2 separate regions of the Homo sapiens genome follow, and region 2 is linked to region 1. Evidence: chromatin contacts called from ENCODE Hi-C or POLR2A ChIA-PET data. All regions are on one chromosome and are shown on one strand. The core of a region is the stretch at or near the end of the contact, and the rest is flanking DNA. Distances in the headings are between cores, read along the strand shown. Region 1 holds the start of PCGF5 (polycomb group ring finger 5). Region 2 has its middle 78 kb from the start of PCGF5.

Region 1 (5,210 bases), core at 1,012-3,511:
ATCAGAGCTACCCCCTCATGTTGTAGCTTCCGTCATTTGTCCTCTGCCCCCACTGGCAGTACCAAGGGACTAGACTAGGATAAGTAACTGGTAAGGAGCCCCAGGGGAGAAGGAGAGGCAGCACAGCAGCTGAAAGTCCCATGTTTTAATACTTACAATCTGCATACACATCACACAGGAAAGTTGCCATTTCACAACACTCCCTCTTACCATTACTTTTGTTATTATTCTTATTTTATTATTATTATTGAGACAGAGCCTTGCTCTGTCTCCCAGGCTAGAATGCAGTGGTGCGATCTCGGCTCACTGCAACTTCCACCTCCTAGGTTCAAGCGATTCTCCTGCCTCTGCCTCCTGAGTAGCTGGGACTACAGGCGCATGTCACCATGCCCGGCTGATTTTTGTTTTAGTAGAGATGGGGTTTCGCCATATTGGCCAGGCTGGTCTCAAACTCCTGACCTCATGATCCGCCCACCTCGGCCTCCAGAAGTGCTAGGATTACAGGCATGAGCCACCGTGCCAGGCCTATTATTATTTTTTTAACCAGACAAATGTTTGAGTTTTTAAACTTGTTTTTATTTTGTGTATGTGTGCATTTTTTTAAATTGGGGTGGGAGAGATGGAATGGTTGCTGAAGAAGGCAGAGGCGAAACCACAGAACACTTAACTGCAAACTATTGCTGCCTCTCCAGACACAAAGCACAGATTGCCTTATAAAAGTTGTAGTTCTCCCTCATCCCAAGTCCATTCTGGCAACCCCACCTCCACATTCATCCTCAGGTACTGCTGTATCACATGTTTGTGACCCCTTCCTTCATTGCTAACATATGTCATCCTAAAACCCGCCTTCAAGCTCGTTTCCTTCAGGAATACTGATTAACCGCACTTGTGATAGGTCACCAATCACATTTAAGCCCCCTGGACTCCACTGTTATTCTTTTAAAACATATTTAAAATAGTTTCAGACACAAAATAGGAACATACCAAGTCTTTTTTATATATTGTGGTATATATACAGTAATATCCTCCAATGCATATTTTAAACACACTAGAAGTAGTGTGATTTTTCACATACTGTTCTGTTTAGTCTCTGAAATGAAAGATATGAAGCATAAAGAGTAATCCTACTGCCATGAAGTCATTTGACCTCACTTGTTTTCTCTTACTCATTGTGATTGCTGCGACTTATGAAGTTGATCCCAGCTTGGACATTGGCATGTATGATTTTGGAAAATGGTTCTTTAAAGGACTATACGAATGTGGTCATTTAAAGCTGTTTCAGAAAATGTATTGCTCCTGCTGTGATATTAGAAATGGCAATTTTTAAACATGTCAAAGTTTGATTATAAAATGGATAGTTTAAAAAGCTGCCTTGGTCTACTGCTTGATGCATTTTAAATTTGAAATGGATCTTTGAACACTTGTATGGCTGCTGGACTAGCGGTTGTTAAGTTTGTTGGTTTGCCACTTAGAGTCATCTATCACTTTAGTAAGAAGTTAACGCCTATCAGTTGGAGAAAAAGCAAATATTTTGCATTGACAGTCTCCCCTACCCTCTATTATTGTCATTTTCTTAAGCCATCACTGCTCTGGCTTCTAGAATACACATTTTTGAATGAAGGTTTTTGCAGTGAATGGTCTCTTGTAGATCTCAAAGTCCACTAGAAAGAGTACTGGGTTTTTGTTTGTTTTGAACGTTGCAAACAGTAATGCTTCTTTACCACTCACCCTCCCCCCACCCTCAACCTCCACAACGTTCCCGTTTGCTTATAGTTGTCAACGACCATGATCTCTGGACCCACACTACAGTAACAAGTTTGTCAGTCATTTTCAGATAAGGTGCAAATCAAGGGATGGCTTTGTCCCCACTTCGGCGCAGGTGGGACAGACTTGGGGAAGACGCAGCTGAAGAGACAAATTCTCAGGGTGCGTCAGTCTCATCACTGACCGTTGCTTTTAAACCCTCCAGGGAAAATATGCCAGTCATTGTTATGATGTAAACAACCGAAGGGGTGGACGGTGAGGATAAGAAGAACCGAGATAATATTTGGCCAGAGCTACGTGTAGCACAGGGAGCCAGGGCGGCAGCTGCACCTGCGAGCAGCGCAGGCGGCAGGCGCGGCCTCCGGGCGTGGTGGTGGGCGTGGCCGGGCGGCGGGGGCGTGGCCGGGCGGCGGGGCGGGCGGTGCCGCCGGTTGGAAGTGGGTGGAGTTGCCCTTGGAGGCGGCACCGGACCTGGGCCCCGAGGCCCGCCGCGCCCTGTCGGGCCTGAGCCGAGTGGCCCCACAGAGCCGGCGCGCTCCCGCCTGCAGGGGGAGAGCAGACGGGGCGCGGGGACCGGCCAGGCCGCGGCGGGTGCTGTTTCTGTTTCACTTTCCTTCACTCTGAGGCCGGCGCGCTGGCGGGCGAGGAGCGGCGGCGGTGGCGGCCGCTGGGTAGGTACCGGGCGGGCTGGGGAGCTGCAGGGACGCCAGACTCCTCACCCAAGTTTGCGCCTCAGGCGAGAGCGACACCTCCAGACACCTGCCCTGGCCGGCCCAGCCTGGAGCCGGGAGGGCCCTTCGGGTGCAGGGGGCTACCGACCCGGGCGGGGGCTTCGGAGCTGTGCCTACCTCGGCGGGGAGAGCGGCCGGCTGCGGACGCCGGCCCCGGGAAAGGCTGCTCGCTCTCCCCGGCCTGAGCAGCGCGCCCGCGGGGCCTGGGCCCGCGCACCTGCCGGGCGGGCGCGGCTGTGCTGGGACCCCACAGGGCTGTACCGCTGGGTCCTGCCGGAGAACGCAGAAAAGTTCCCCCTTGCCCCCGCCCCGTCATTGCAAGTTCTTGCTTCCCTTAACTGTCTTGGTCACAGGGCTCTGTGCCTTAGGATCTTAGTACCACCCCAGGTCGGGACCGTGCATTTCCTCTTCCAGAGGACTTTCTCTTACTTTGGAGTTTCATGGCAAACCTGTGGGAAAGGCAAGGCAGTTAATCCCAACTTATAGAGGAGGAAGCCGAGACCCAGGCTCAGATATGAAACGGTTTGCTGAAGGTCATACAGGGGTAAGGGCCAGAACCCTGATTCCCTGTCTTTTAATTATGCTTGCTTTCTGTTACACGCACGAATACGGTTTCCCAAGAGGATAGGATGATTACACGTAGAGCCTATTCCCTGCACATTCGCAGTGGGTATGTGTTGATGGAATGCCTTTTACCTTTCCGGTTGCTTTATATTTACCAATGAGTTAACAGCTAAGATGGGGGAAAGTTCCTGTTTATAGAATGCACTTAGGAAAATCAACACCTTTCATGTTGTGTTTTCTGAGAGGATACATATTTTACAGTTAAAAAAAAAAAAAAACCTGAGACAGGAAAGTAGCATTATCCAGGTTATATATCTACTAAATATGACCAGTTTCTATTGAAGAGTTTTTGGTCTAACAAAGAAGGTAAAGAATGAACGTAACTATAAATCAAAATAAAAGGCAAATGTAATAGGAAAGAAGTAAGCATTAAAAACTAGGGAAAGATTGCACTGAGAATAGCATTGGAGAAGGGCTTGAAGGATAGGTGGCATGCAGACAGAGGAGAGAAAGGGCGTGTTGGATAGAGTGCTTAGAACCTGCAGAGGAGACGGTGGGAGAGGAGTGATCCCTTCAGGTTGAAGAAAGTTGTTGAAGGGTATATTAAGGTTAACCTGTAGAAGGTCTTATGTGACAGAATGGGAAACATTTTTCTGTTTGTAAAGAGAAGACACTGACATTCGTTGATAAGAAGACCCAACCAAGTGTCACAAAATAAAATGTGCCTCGTAGCAGAATATAAGATGGACTGCAGGTGGAGAGGTGATATACAAGTAGAGCAGCCGGGCATGGAATAGCAGAGGATATCAACTTGGTTTGACTCGTAACTGGATGAAGGGTTAAAAATGGAAATGGGGAACATTTTGATAGGGAGGATAATTACTTAAGTTTTTAATCTTTTAACTTGTATTGGCAGGGACTCCTAATAGAGCAGTCAAGCAGATAGTTAAAATGCATTAGTGAAGAGGTAAAGATATCAAACTGTAGTTAATAGCTTTGGGTGTCATTAGTATAGAGGTGGTAGTTGAGGTTCCAGGACTGGATGAATTTGTCATTATTCTGAATTATAGCAGATTTGCAAGTTAATGATACAATGAAGGATATGTTCTATTCACCTATTCACCCAATTGGGAACATGTAACACTTGCTGTTAATAGAATGACATTAATACATTATGAGGAATTTGACGCTTTTTTCTCTCATCTTTTTGAAATGATTTTGGAAACAGACATGGGAAAGCGGAACCACCAAAAGGAGTGATGATCAACGATCTCATGATAAATCTGGATGCTAGTTCTCATGCCTCAGGACATCCTACTGGGAACGACACACCAGCTCCTGGGATCAGACTTTCATCTACTTAGGACCCCTCTTTGCCCAGACTACTAAAGCCAGTCTTCACTAGCCACGAATGGCTACCCAAAGGAAACACTTGGTGAAAGATTTTAATCCTTACATTACCTGCTATATCTGTAAAGGGTATCTGATCAAGCCAACAACAGTGACGGAATGCCTCCATACATGTAAGTATTCTTTTAGGTTATTATACCTATCAAAGTTTATATGTACATTTTGTTCTTTTAAAATTGCCATGTTTTGTTTTTATCTATGTTGTAACTTTTAAGAAATGAGTATTCTAATAATTATTTTAACTTTGAATTTTCAGAATATTTGTCATTGGGTTGCCAGTGGCATGAAATTTTGCTTTTATTTGAATCTCAGTAGTTGACTCTTATCACATTGTAAAATATTCTAAAAATCATAAGCATATTATCAGTTATGGTTTTTTTAAGTGAACTATTTCAGGTTTTTTTATTTTAAAAATTTATACTCAAGGAATTAATCTCAGAGATTCTTTTAGGATATGCAGACTCTTAATTCGCTGGTTCTCAAAGTGTGATTCCTAGACTAGCAGCACCAGTGTCATTGCAAGTTCTAGGAACTTGTTAGAAATGCAGATTATCAGGCCCTACCCTAGATTTAATGAGCCGGAGACTCTGAGAGTGGGCCCAGCAATCTGTTTTAACAAGCCCTCCAGGTGATTCTGAAGCATGCTTAAGTTTGAGAATCACTGTTCTAGTAGTAGTATACCTGTGGAGCTCCTAGCAGATTTCATTCTCAACTGTCCCATTGGAAGAGGAAGAGGCATTT
Region 2 (5,303 bases), core at 1,085-3,584, 78 kb after region 1:
TCCATATCATCAAATTTGTTCCCCGTATCAGGAAGCAACAAACATAAAGAGATAAAAAGTGATCTCAGAAAGGGCAAAATCTATGGTGTACTCCAAATGCTGTATAAGTCCCTTGGGTTTCTTTCTCAGGAAGTCAATTCCCTGTCCCATGACTGCCAGCTAGGGCTTGTGGCTTCTCGCCAATGTTCCCCCATAAAAAAAAAAAAAAAAAAAAAATCAGCTCAAGGTGTGACTGCAGCTCAAGTCTGATCTCTCCTGGTCAACTGGGAAATTTACAGGGGATACTTGCCCTTTACCAGGGAACAAAATTCTAAGCCACAGGAAACAAACTGGAGGAGGATTAATTGTAGGCTGAAAGACTATTGGGATGACAGTGGAGGGAGACGCTTATAAAATGTTAAGCAATGTGTTATTTTTATGAGGTAAGAGACCATATACAAAACAAATCTAATATGTGTGGTTTAGAGCACAGGCTTTGTGGTCAGGGACCTGAATGCAAATATTTCTCTGCCATTTACTTTGGGCAAGTCACCTGCCTCTCTAAGGCTCAGTTTCCTCATCCATCATTTGTGTATGATAAAAAGACAGTGCGGTTCTCAGTAGTCAAGTGCTCAATAAAAAGTAGCCATTCACAGAAGACAAATTTTACATATTCTCACTCATTTGTGGGAACTAAAAATTAAAACAATTGAATTCATGGAGATAGAGAACACAATGATGATTACCATGGGCTGGGAGGGGCAGTAGGAAGTGGAAGACATTGGGGATGGTTAATGGGTACAAAAATATAGTTAGATAGAATAAATAAGAATGTGATAGCACAACAGGGTGACTACAGTCAACAGTAATTTATTGTACATTTAAAAATAACTAAAAGTATAATTGGAATGTTTGTGACACAAAGAAATGATAAATGCTTGAGGTGATAGATACTCCATTTACCCTGATGTGATTATAATGCATTGTATGCCTGTATCAAAACATCTCATATACCCCATAAATACACACTCCGACTATGTACTCATAAAAATAAAAAATAAAATTTAAAAGCAGCTATTACTTTTTAGCTTTTATGAGATGCATAAGCTTTTTAACTAGAGTAATAAGAAATTACGCAAACATGCATAAGTGGAAATTATTAATGTTTCTTTGACAAAAATGTGAGATTGCTTTTATTTAAGGGACATTGTTAGTATGAATGCTTCAAAAACGGAATCAATAGTCATCCTACATTAAATCCAAATCGGTGTACTCTATACATCTGCCTACGTGTCTGCGTAAGCATGGGTGCTCCCCAAATTCCTGTAATTTATAAGAGCTATTTAATACTTACTTTCATTTTTCCTTCCCCACTCAGTTCTTTCATTTCTCCCGAATGAATCAAGGAGAAATCTCCCAGGAAGGCGAAACCTCTGGACCACCAAGTCCTTGAAGTAGGGCGACCCACTGCCACAGTTTTAATGGGAGTGTCCCGGTTTTAGCACTTAATAATCTCATGACCCGGGAGCTCCACTAGTCTTCTGCAAACTGCGATGGTGGTTTCCTCTACCTGGGAGCCTGGCAGCCCCACCAGGCCCTACAGGATTACATCTGTTGACTGCACTCAGTTTTACTTCATTGCAGGTGGTGTTTCTTTCCCTTGGTAGAGTTCTTTCACTAACACCCCTGTGAGTCTTGTCAGATGTGATTAAACTCTGGGCAACACAAATGGAATGAAAAGAGGGAGGTGGAATTGTTTTTTTTTTTTTTTTTTAACGTGAGATAACTGACAGGTAAGACTTGAGATGAACCGGGGGGTTAAAGAAGGGTATGCGTGCCTCTGGGTGCTTTGCTATCTATGTGCTCACACATAAGAAGGAGTATGTGTAATGTACTGAGGAAGAGACCTTGGGAAGCCCGACCTGGGCAGGAGCCCCTGGAAAGTGGGGGAGGGGAAGGCAGCCGTGGCTGCAAAATTGAGGCACACAGTTTCCCATCACGGCCTCCAGAGGGCGCCATCAGCCCGCAGTGGTTCTTTGCCTTTTGAGGGCGGGCAGAAGGAAGAGGATCCACCTGGAGGATGGGTAACGAGAGCTGCAACCCACTTCCTTCAGGGCTGGGGCATGCAAGAACGAGGAGTGGACCGCTCGCAGTGCTTGAATGTCCTCCTTGTTAACCCCAGCTGGGATAAGCACCTCCGCCTCATAAGATCAAAGCTCTTTCATTCCTGCTTTAACTTTGCCAGTTCCCTTTACTTCGGAAAGAATGAGAAACCTCATCCTAGCAATCCCAGGGATCTGTGCCCTCCAGAGGAAGATCTCTGCAAAGCTGTTTACAGCGGGTTGTTTGGAGGCCAGCTTCTCTGGCACGGCGCGGTGTCCCCGTGGAGCGTTTCCAGGGCGCGGAGGCCCTGGGTCACCAACTCGAATGAATAGTGAGTGAGCTGATTGCCGCTCCACGCTGATGGATGTATATTTGTTACATTTGAAGTGTTCTGAGAAAAGAACTGCTTCTGAAAAGAAGAGCTTTGTGTGAGCACAGTGAACATGAAGGGCGAGATTCCAAAACCTTTAGGAGGGTTTTCTTTCTATGCAAGAATGAGCCACAGAAAGCTGTTCCCAGCATCCTCTGCTAATCTAGGAACACCTATGGAAAAGCGTTGTCCCGGTCTCAATCCCAGGGATGGGAATCAGGAAGCACAGAAGCTGCCATCAGAGCCCAGGGCTGGCTCTGTCATTGCCCCTTGGGTGACCTGCCGGCAAACCGCTAGAGAGCCGAGCCTCAGTTTTCTCATCTGTAAAATGAGAGCCCGGTTGTAGGGTACCCAAGTTCCCTCCCAGGTCTGGCACTTCCTGAGGGTCCTATTGTTCACCATAGAGCTAATAATGCTAGTTCTCAATTGTTTTGTTCTTGGGACCCCTTCACAAATCTTAAAAGTACTGAGCCTCCCCCCACCCCATGGATCTGTGGGGGCTTCTTTTGCTATTTGGCAGTCAGTACTAATCAAACTAACTGACATAGAAGAATTTTAGCTTATACTTCATGTGTCTAAGGCTCTCTCCAAGGGCCTTCTCTCTGCCCTATCATGTTTACATTTGTCTTGGTTGATGTAAGGCACTGATTATGGCCTCTGGATGCACATTGGAATCACCTGTAGAGCTGAGACATAACCTCAGACCAATTCCCAGAGATTCTCATCTAGTTGGTCTCTGCTAGGGTAGTGGGGAGGGGGCTACCAGGTGATTTTTAATGTGTAGCCAGGCTTGAGAAGGGCCACTCTGATAGCTCTGTGGTTCTCAAAGTCAGCCGGCAGCATCAGTATTACCTGGGAACTTGTTAGAAATGCAAATTCTCAGGCCTGCCAAGGACCTACTAGGGCAGAGCCCAGGAATCTGTTTTAACAAGCCTTCCAGGTGATTTGAATACATGCTACAGTTTGAGACCCAGTGTTCTCAATTGCCACACCTCCACAGCTTCCACTCCCACCTTCACCATCACCTCCATCAACTAAGTAAGCCCATGAAAATGTTTCAGGTTCCCATCTTCCAAGGTGCAGCTGTCTGTGTTTGCAGTGGTGACAGGGGCTTGGGTGACTGTGGCATCATTTGCATGTGAGAAGCTGCTGGGCTCTTCAGCAAGAATGAACCAAAGGTCACTAAATGCCACACACATATTCCATTCAGCAAATATTTATTGCATAAATATTTATTGAGGTACCAGCCTACTGCTGAGGGCATCACCTTACAGAATGCTTGCTGCATAGGAGATGCTTCAGAAATGCTGGCTGATGAAACCTCAAGGCCTTTTTGCAGCCATTCATGCTGCCTAAGAATTATGCATCCTGTTTACTCTGTCCTTACCTTCGACACATGGAAGCTCTAATCCTTGGGAATCCTGAAAAGCAAGGGTCCCTCTGGCACAGCAACCAAAAAGAAAATCACAACCACACCTAGCCTGTGCTAGCCTTGCCAATGATATTGCTTTTGCAAAGAATGGAAAATATTTGCAAATGGTTGAATGTTGAATCATGGGTTCTATGACATTAATGTTTATAAAATTCCATTTTACTATGGAAACAATAGGCTAATTGTTAGAGTGGATGGAGATCTATAGGATTGTCTCCTCCACACTCACATACTTGTTTTTCTAGAAACTGCCACCTTTCCCATCCGTATTTCTCACAGGAGCTCTCTCTCTCTTTCTCTCTCTCTCTCTGTATATAGTACATGACCCATCAACCTAACTGGCACTCAATCCAAAGTGGGCTACTGACTCTTGACTCCTTTGGTTAGAATTTTTTGGACTTGACACTGAGCAATCTCCCTATGGTGACTGAAGCTGGAAGGTTCAGTATTAGGGTTCTCCATAGATATGGGACCAATAGTGTGTGTGTGTGTGTGTGTGTGTGTGTGTGTGTGTGTGTCTACAGAGAGAGAGAGAGGGAAGATAGAAGATAGATAGATAGATAGATAGATAGATAGATAGATAGATAGATAAAAAGGAATTTATTAGGGGAATTGGCTAAGACAGGTTGTCTGCGAGCTGGAGACCCTGGGATGCTGGTAGCATGGCTCAGTCTAAGTTCAAAGGCCTTGGAACTAGGGAAGCAGGTGGTGTAATTCTCAGTCCGAAGCTGAAGGCCTGAGAACTTGGGGTGGGGTGGAGGAGTGTGGTAAGTTTTAGAGCCTAAAAGTTGGAGCTTGGAGTTCTGATGTCCAAGGGACAGAAGAAAAGTATACCCCAAATCCAGGAGAGAGAGAGAGGAACTCACCTTTTTGTTCTATTCAGGTACCCAGCTGATTGGATGGTGCCTGCCCACATTGAGGGCAGATCTTCCCCACTCAGTCCATTGACTCACATGGCAATCTCCTCTGGAAACAGCCTCCATGACATACTCAGAAATAATCATTTATTTACCTGTTCTTTATTTCACTCGTGTCCATGTGAAGAGACCACCAAACAGGCTTTGTGTGAGCAATAAAGCTTTTAATCAGCTGGGTGCAGGCGGGCTGAGTCCGAAAAGAGAGTCAGCAAAGGGAGATGGGGTGGGGCTGTTTTATAAGATTTGGGTAGGTAAAGGAAAATTACAAAGGGGGTTGTTCTCTGGCAGGCAGGTGTGGGGGTCACAGGGTGCTCAGTAGGGGAGCTTTTGAGCCAGGATGAGCCAGGAGAAGGAATTTCACAAGATAATGTCATCAGTTAAGGCAAGAACAGGCCATCTGGATGTGTACGTGCAGGTCACAGGGGATATGATGGCTTAGCTTGGGCTCAGAGGCCTGACATTCCTGTCTTGTTATATTAATAAGAAAAATAAAATGAAATAG

The links. Hi-C counts contacts between places; a loop is a spot of excess contacts on that map. ChIA-PET counts read pairs that join two places held with the same protein, here RNA polymerase II (POLR2A). Pooled maps may share reads with other maps.
Region 2: a loop to region 1 is called in a pooled map, with 3 times the contacts of the local background. The contact joins the enhancer-like site here to the promoter of PCGF5 in region 1. A Hi-C loop is called at or near these places in 3 of 50 pooled maps. POLR2A ChIA-PET finds 5 or more read pairs at or near these places in 4 of 52 experiments (GM12878, K562 and activated T-cell).

The regions. Positions count from the first base shown.
Region 1 is chr10:91,218,402-91,223,611 of GRCh38, forward strand. It overlaps PCGF5 (polycomb group ring finger 5), which reads left to right and starts at 2,262. Exons shown (of 10, transcript NM_032373.5): 1 at 2,262-2,435; 2 at 4,288-4,582. The coding sequence starts at 4,471. RefSeq lists an enhancer at 1,802-1,871 and silencers at 2,062-2,371, 2,442-2,901, 2,591-2,885.
Region 2 is chr10:91,296,442-91,301,744 of GRCh38, forward strand. No RefSeq gene overlaps it. Among named protein-coding and RNA genes, the nearest start is that of PCGF5, 78 kb to the left of the region's middle. Within about 2 kb of position 2,335, at least 4 of the 41 ENCODE cell types and tissues checked have a DNase peak (open chromatin) inside an H3K27ac peak, as active enhancers do.